2 separate regions of the Homo sapiens genome follow, and region 2 is linked to region 1. Evidence: chromatin contacts called from ENCODE Hi-C or POLR2A ChIA-PET data. All regions are on one chromosome and are shown on one strand. The core of a region is the stretch at or near the end of the contact, and the rest is flanking DNA. Distances in the headings are between cores, read along the strand shown.

Evidence for each region. A loop is a pair of places that touch in the nucleus more often than their neighbours do. ChIA-PET counts read pairs that join two places held with the same protein, here RNA polymerase II (POLR2A). Pooled maps may share reads with other maps.
Region 2: a loop to region 1 is called in a map of chondrocyte, with 2.4 times the contacts of the local background. The contact joins two enhancer-like sites. A Hi-C loop is called at or near these places in 4 of 168 maps with a recorded cell type or tissue (chondrocyte, endothelial cell of hepatic sinusoid, endothelial cell of umbilical vein and 1 more), 30 of 37 single-sample maps with no recorded cell type and 6 of 50 pooled maps. POLR2A ChIA-PET finds 5 or more read pairs at or near these places in 4 of 52 experiments (A673, B cell, H1 and 1 more).

What each region holds. Positions count from the first base shown.
Region 1 is chr7:25,966,470-25,970,709 of GRCh38, forward strand. All of the region lies in intron 6 of LOC105375199 (a long non-coding RNA gene), which reads right to left. Among named protein-coding and RNA genes, the nearest start is that of MIR148A, 19 kb to the left of the region's middle. RefSeq lists enhancers at 1,579-1,638, 2,089-2,528. Within about 2 kb of position 2,147, at least 5 of the 41 ENCODE cell types and tissues checked have a DNase peak (open chromatin) inside an H3K27ac peak, as active enhancers do.
Region 2 is chr7:26,004,133-26,008,212 of GRCh38, forward strand. The region is part of intron 6 of LOC105375199 (a long non-coding RNA gene); the gene reads right to left. Among named protein-coding and RNA genes, the nearest start is that of MIR148A, 56 kb to the left of the region's middle. Within about 2 kb of position 1,764, at least 3 of the 41 ENCODE cell types and tissues checked have a DNase peak (open chromatin) inside an H3K27ac peak, as active enhancers do.

The sequences.
Region 1 (4,240 bases), core at 897-3,396:
GACAATCTGTGGCACAAGATCCCAAAACAATCTCCTTATAATTTCTACCACTTCCAGAAAGAAGGAAGGAAGGAGGAAAGAAAGGAGGAAGGGAGGGAGGGAGAGAGGGGAGCAAGAAGGGAAGGAGGGAAGGAGGCAAGAGAGGGAGGAAGGGAGGAAGGAAGGAAAAAAGAAAGAAAGGGAAGGAAGGGGGAGTGAGGGAGAGAGGGAAGGAGGATAGGAAGGATGGAGGAAGGAGAGAAGAACAAAGGGAAGAGTGGGAGGGAGGGAAGAGAGGGAGGGAAGAAGGAAGGAACAGAAGGAAGAAGAAAGGGATGGAGGTAGGTTGAGAAGGAGGAAAGAAAGACAAGAAGTCTCTAAGATGACCTCCAATTATCAACACCTCCTGGTATTCATACCCTTGTGTAGTGTCTTCTTGAATATGGGCTGGCCTTATTATTAACTTCACTTGTAGCAAATAGAATACAGAAAAAGAGATCAGATGCCACTTCCAAGATTGGGCTATAAAAAGGCAGTGGTTTCTGTCTCGGGCTTTCTCTCCCCTTCTCCCTTTCTATAACCGCTTGCCTTGGTGGAAGCTAGCTGCCACATCACAAGGGTGTCCTGCAGAGAGGCCACATAGCAAGGGGCTGAGGACCACCAAGCAAGTGATCTTGGGGATGAAGCCCCCTCACAAGTCATGCTTTCAGATAAGACCAAAACCCTTACCAACAGCTTGACTGCATGAGACAACTTGAGCCAGAGGTGCCCAGCTAGGCTGTGCCCAGATTCCTTACTTACAGGACCTGTGAGCTCTTAAATGCTTATTGCCTAGGTTTTAGAGTAATTTGTTATGCAGCAATAAATAACTAATTGGAAGGAAGGAAGGAAAAAGGGAGGGAACAAGGGAAGAAGAGAGGGAAGGAAGGGAAGAAGGCAGGAATAACCATGTCTGCCATAATCTAGCCAGGGAACAGAAACCACTCTGAGTATTTTGGTTGCTCAGGAGACAACAAAGCTGAGCAGTTACTAGGAGACGGTGACATAACCCAGAGATGAGCAGGGACAGGAAGCTATACTGCCCCTAAAGTGGAGGATCAAAGGAGGAAGCAGTGTTACCAGAAGCCAGAAGAAGCCAGGTCACCCTGCAGAAGCTGGAACCACAGGGGCCTGATTGGTAGGAGCTGGAGCTGTAGATGCCATTCAAGACAGGGAAGGGCAAGGAGAAACATTGTGGCTTCTCTCTTCTTCTCACCATGCAGTTCCCATTGGTGCCTTCCATTGGCCAAACCCAGCCAGAAAGCAGCTGACACCGGATCCTAAGAAATAGCCCACAAGGGCCAGCCTCCTGCATTACACAGCACAGCTGGGAAGGAATGGCCTCACAGGCCAGGCCTGGCACACTAGCTAACTAGCTAAAGAGAAGGGAAAATATCTATTGCCAGTCCTCAGCAGATTCAGCCAGAAGGGACTGCTTATTAGCTCTGTGAACAAGGACCATTCACAATCTGCATGAAAACTCAAATTATGAGATGACAAAAATAACTACCAATCAACAGTACCCCTTGATAAACCACAAGGTAAATCATGACACTTGCCAAATGAGTCCTCCAGAGATGGGAGGGAACACGACGGCCTGGGACTGGCTGGGTTTGGGAACTGGAGAGAAGGAAGATCAGGTTGAAGTCAGGGCTCCTGGGTCCCAAGGGAAGAGGAGGTGACAGAACCCATGTCAGAGGGAGCAGAGCAAAGGAGTGAGGCTAGCCAGCGCGGGCGCCACGTGCGGAGACACACAGGTGTTCCACTGGGTCCAACACTAGGTCTTCACAGTCAAAAGAGAACTGAAACGTGAGGGTAAAGGGAGGGTAGCCGGTATGAGTGACTGGTGATCTAGGCAGGAAGCCAGGCTGCAGGGCATTTAATGAGTGGGTGCAATCACGTGGTAGAGTTTGACAGTGAATGGAAAGACAAAAACAAGCTTGCGGCATGGCAGGTTCCCGCCAAGGATCTGGTTTGAAAACAGAGGAAGAGAAGGTAGAAACTAACACCAAAGGCTAAGAACCTGCACAGTAAATTGCCTATCAGTCTTCCTCATAGCCTGCAAGCTACTTGAGGGAGGGATTTGCAGCACATGTGTCTCACTCAGTTTTCTGAGGGCCTTGGATAGTGTCTGGCCCATAGTAGGTGCTCAATGCATGGCTGTGAGATGAATGAGTGAGCCAAAGTGAAACCACAGAACGTCATGAGGGCAGGAGAACGAGGCAGAACCCACGGAAGATGCTCTCAAGTGATGTGGCGGCGTGGTGGCCTGCTGGAAAACCCCAGCGGCGGCCAGACCCGTGTGGGCAGCTGCAGTCAGAAAATGAGATGGTTCTTTCTGAGCAAATATGCAGTTATAAATAGCACAGGCTACGCAAATCGCCACAGCTGCATGGCAAAGGACTAGAGGGTGCGCTCAGCACAGAGGACGTTCCCGGCCACCAAATTCCTTCTGAACTATCCCCGCCATCAGCAGGGGCTGCTGCCCAGAGGGGAGACCCATGCCACGAGAGAGGTCAGCATTGCCTTACGTCTTTATAAGGCTGCTCCTAAGGGACTTGCCCTGAAGAGCCTTATGCTTCAAAGCCCACTCACCTGTAAAAGTGTCCCAACCACTGAGCTGGTTCCACAAAGGCATTAAGAAATTACCACTATGGGCTGGGCACGGTGGTTCATGCCTGTAATCCCAGCACTCTGGGAAGCCAAGGCGGATGGATCACCTGAGGTCAGGAGTTTGAGACCAGCCTGGCCAATATGGTGTAACCCCGTCTCTACTAAAAATACAAAAATTAGCTGGCCGTTGTGGCGCACACCTGTAATCCCAGCTACTCGGAGGCTGAGGCAGGAGAATTGGTTGGCCCCAGGAGGCAGAGGTTGCAGTGAGCCAAGATCACACCATTGCACTCCAGCCTGGGCGACAAGAGTAAAACTCAGTCTCAAAACAAAAACAAAAACAAAAACAAAACAAAACAAAACAAAAAAATACACTATGTCAAGTTATTAGGTAACCCATAACATCCTTTGTTTTAACATAGCCTTGCCAAGGGCCGGGCACAGTGGCTCACGCCTGTAATCCTAACACTTTGGGAGGCTGAGGCGGGCAGATCACTTGAGGTCAGGAGTTCGAGACCAGTCTGGCCAATATGGTGAGACCCTGTCTCTACTAAAAATAAAAAAATTAGCCAGGCGTGGTGGTGGGTGCGTGTAGTCCCATCTACTTGGGTAGCTGAGGAACGAGAATTGCTTGAACCTGGGAGGTGGAGGTTGCAGTGAGCTGAGTGAGATCATGCCACTGCACTCCAGACTCGAGATACAGTGAGACTCTGTCTCCAAAATATATATACATGTACTTCTCTAAATTAAATATTGAAATAAATTTTAAAATGCCCGGTTCATGTAGTTATAATAATAATACTAATAACAACAACTACTGCTACTACTACTACTAACATGTGTTGAACATGAACTAAGTTCCAGAAACCATGCTAAGCTACAAAACGGTGGACACACTCCCCTTGCACACCCTGTGGTAATTCAGTCCACACTCAGAAACTGCTGTTGGTTCAATGTTATTTATATTTATTTATTCTGCACCTTCTCCCAAAGACTTGAGGTGATCTGCAAGAATACATACATCAAAATAAGGTTTTTTTGTGTGTACAGGTCGAGTATCCCTAGTCTGAAAATCTGACATTTTTTGAATGCTGACACAATGCCACAAGTGGAAAATTCCACACCTAACCTCATGTGATGGGTCACAGTCAAAATGCAGTCAAATCTTTGTTTTATGCATGAAATTATTTAAAATACTATATAAAATTACCTTCAGGCTATGTGCATACGTGTATATTAAACATAAATAAATATCATGTTTAGGCTCGGGTCATATTCCTAACATATCTCATTATGTATATGCAAATATTCCAAAATTCAAAACAATAAAAAATAAAAACCCTAAAATCCGAAACACTTCTGGCCCCAAGCACTTCAAATAAGGGATGCTCAACCCACATAAGTGTCCTGGGACTGCTGTAACAAAGTGCCAGAGGCTGGGTGGCTTAACAACAGAAATGAATTATCTCCTAGCTCTGGAGGCCAAAGTCCACGATCAAGGCTATGGAAGGGCTGGTTCCTTCTGGATGAGCTAAGGAAGGATCTGTTCCCAACCTCTTTCCTTGCTTTTGGCTTGTGATAGCATAATTCCAGTCTTCACATGGCATTC
Region 2 (4,080 bases), core at 514-3,013, 37 kb after region 1:
GTGGCAGGAATGAGATGCAAAACCTGATTCGTTATACTCACAGTCTTTTCTTTTTTCTTTCTTTCTTTTTTTTTTTTTTAATACCTTATACTCACAGTCTTTTCTTTTTTCTTTCTTTCTTTTTTTTTTTTTTAATACCTTATACTCACAGTCTTTTAGCTCTTTCAGGGAATCCCTCAGAAGCGACTCCAACCTCATGAGGAGGAAAGGGCTCACTGAGAACACAGATCCTCACCATCTTGATGGATTGATCAACTGAAATATTTCCAGGTGACCATCATGAGGCTCACCCATTGTTGTGAATGCCACAGACACCCTGAGGATATCTAAGTTACACCCGCCTTTGATCTTACACAGATTGCTTTTTTTAAAAAAAAATAAAAAAGACTACCTGTACTTCAGCTAAAATTAAACTATAATAGAAACTAATTGGATTGCAAACTAGTTGAACTACTTAAAGCTTTCCTTCACAAGATTATTTGTCAGAAGTTCTAATCCCTGATGCATATCAAAATCATCGTTTATTTTTTAAAATACCCATGCCCAGGACCCAGAGAGACTGATTCAATGGGTCTGCTGCTTAGTTTTGTTTTTCAAGTTCTCCAGGTAATAGCAGTCAGAGATGGAAATCATTGACCTAAGATTAAAACGCAACCTAAATTCAAGATATTTAATAAATTGCATTGGTTTATCTTCTTGATTGACATTACTAGATATCAGAATAAAAGTCTGGTATATTTTATTTGTTAACTCCAAATGCAAACAAAATACTTCAGCTATTTCATTGGGTCTAAATTTACTGTAGGGGCAAACTTTACACAAAATCACACAAGACTGCTAGCAGCAATTACATGCCCCTAGCAACACAAGGGTTAATTTTAGCATCATAAAACTCTCAGTTGGACCCACCAGTCTACTTAAAATTATGGTTAGGTTTATCTGCTTCATTCAAATCAATAGCTGCTTTACTTCCCCTGCTGAAACAGAGCTTGCCACCACAGCCATATTGATGTTACCCTTCTTATTGATTATCATCGTTCATATTCAGCCATAATTTGGATATTGCCAACCAACATTTCCAGCCAAGGACGCTTCAAAATAATGCATATAAATTGTGTCTTATTGATCACAGAACTTCTGCTGGCACTTAAGTATGTTGACATATAAACATGAACAGAAGTCCACAAGTTTGCATTTCTGATGTTTACAGAATTATAATTTATAGTAAAACAAACTTATGCTTTTAAAAAAATCACCTTCATAAAGTGGTATAAACACGAGGCTTAAATTGCAAAAACTATTAAAAGAATATAAAGTCCTACAGTTTTTTCAAATGATTTATGGAAAGAAAACGTCATTATTTCTCTTTTACACTTGATATCATTTAATTGCATTTTGCCACTTGCAAGATAAAAATAAATTTGCCAAATCATAATTACTGAAATCAAAAATTATAGTGTAATGAAATAATGTTTTCTTAAGAGATATATATGTGTATATCTTTTCTTATTTTAAGATTTCAAGAGTTCACAGTAAGATTAGCACAATGCTTGAGACACGTTTCCCAAAGATAGCTTGGCAGAAGCAGAGTAGAGCACTGTTATTAAATAAAACACATGGCCAAAGTCTCAACCTCTGTCATGAGGTGACTGCTGTTAACTCTTTATTAAGAGTTAACAGCTGCAGCTTTTCCCATAGAAAACAAGATAAACCAGGCAAACAGTGCACAGGTGCTGACCTGACCTGCTGCTGCTCAAAGTCTTGGAAAGGCCCACGTGACGTCATCAGGGGCACCGCCCTAACTCAGGGAAGTGAAGAAAGAGTTTCCTGGAGAAACTGAGGAATGATACATTCACAGACATATGTTGAGAAGCTGCCATCCTATCTCTCTATCACTTCCTTTGCTGTGTTCCCAGAGTGAGAGAAATGATAATTCTCACCGAAGGCACTCCACGGTCTCATGGTCTCGCCTGTGCTAGGAAGCCTGGGAGAATATATGCCACGTAGACTGTGTAACAGGAATAATATTTGGAAACTATGAGTGGTGTGTTTTTTCATCCCACGCCCTAGTCACATTCCCTGCACACATTCCATAGCTCCAGGGAAGAGGGAGAAGAAATGCCATTCTGGATGGACAAGAATACGAGCCAGGCAGGATGGGAAGTCAAAGCAAGCCTCTCGGGTCCAAGAGGAAGAAGATGGAGCCGATGAAGGATGGGCTGATGGATGGCAGCAGACAGTTGGACCCTGAATCCTGCCCCCTCATCCACCTCTGGATGGGAATCCTGGTACGGGGTGGAGCCGGGCTTCAGCTGGATTGGGGGAAGGCTGGAAGGTGAGGGATCTTGATACTCTGCTCTTCATTGGGAACTGCAGGAGGTGACTCCAGTCCTGGGCGTCACCCTGCCAGTACAGGGTAGGCACAGCGGGGTGGAAGTGGCAGCCCAGTGTAAGTCAGGTAGGGAAGAGTCCTGAGTAAGTGTCCCTCACCAACACTGGTTCCTATGGAGCAAAGGGGAGTGGAGAGTCCAGGAGATAAGGTGATAAGGGGTGAGGCAACTCTACCAGACAGGTCAGTTACAGGTCAAAGCTGAAATTCAAAAAGGTCTGCATTGCTAGGGAGAGCTAAGGTGGAGAGCCAGGTAAACGGGAGAGAAGCTGCACCAGCTCCATGGACTGCAGCAATAAGATCCCTGTCATGAGATCTACTACTCTGTGGTCACCTCAGCACTATTGACGTTTGGACCAGATAATTCTTCACTGATGGAGGCTGCCTACACATTGTAGAATGTTTAGCAGTATCCCTGCCCCCTACCCACCAGATGCCAGTAGCACTCCCCTCCCCTCTTCAGTAGTGATCATCAAAAACACCTCGGGACACCAAATGTCCCCTGAAGACAAACACTGTAGTAGGTTGAGAACTACTGCATCAGCCCTAGACACCGCTTGGAGAGGATGGCAAGGGAAGAGGCTGGAAAACTGAGCACCTATCCCAGAGACAGCTATTTCACACTGAGATCTCAAGGCCTGAAGAAAGTAAGATCCCATCAGTGGCAAGTTGAGGGACCTGACCCCTCCACCTCCACCCACCCATCCTTAGGCTACCCAGCCAAGTGGGTGCCCAAGAGCAATAGAAAATAACAACTCTGGGAAGAGCAGGCCATCACTCAATTTTACAGATGAGGAAACTGAGTTTCTAAGAGGTTAAGCTAACCATCCAAGGTCACACAACCAGTTAGTGGCTGAGCCAGCATTCAATGCCAGCGAGGCTCCCTCCAAAACCATGCTCATTCCTATACAACTCCCTTTCACACAGAGTGCCAAGTTAGAACTTCATGTGTATTGCAGTGTCATCTCAAGAAGACAGAGCTCCCGTTGGGAAGGAATGATATATGCCTCTATGCCAAGCATGTCATTTGTGCTCCATAAATATTTGCTGAATGAGTGAATGGATGAAACCCTCTCCTCTACCTCTGGGCTAAGCAGGCTGTTTCCCAAGGCCTCACTGCACCTGAAAAAACAAGAATGAAGATAAAGCAAAGGCTAACAATTGCAGGACCAGTGTTCCTTCTCAGAGATCCTTGAGCGAGGCAAAAATAATGTACAGCTGGCTTCCAATCAACAGCACTAATGCGTGAGTCAAGAGATAAGCTCAATGAGCTTGCAGAGGAGGGAGAGATGGGAGGGAGCAGTAGGAGCCAGGCAGGAGAGGAGGGACCTGGAGCAGTGACTTGGGCTCAATTTGGAAGGACCAGAAAATTAGTGGGGAAGACCACTCCAGAGTTGAGTTGGCACAAGAAGTAAGAGCAGCCAGGCGCAGTGGCTCACACCTGTAATCCCAGCACTTTGGGAGGCTGAGGTGGGCAGATCACCTGAGGTCCAGAATTTGAGACCAGCCTAGCCAACATGGCAAAACCCTGTCTATACTAAAAATACAAAAATTAGCTGGGCGTGGTGGCAGGCGCCTGTAATCCCAACACTTTGGGAGGCTGAGATGGGTGAAATGCTTCAGGCCAGGAGTTTGAGACCAGCCTGACCAACATGGTGAAACCCCATCTCTACAAAGAATACAAAAATTAG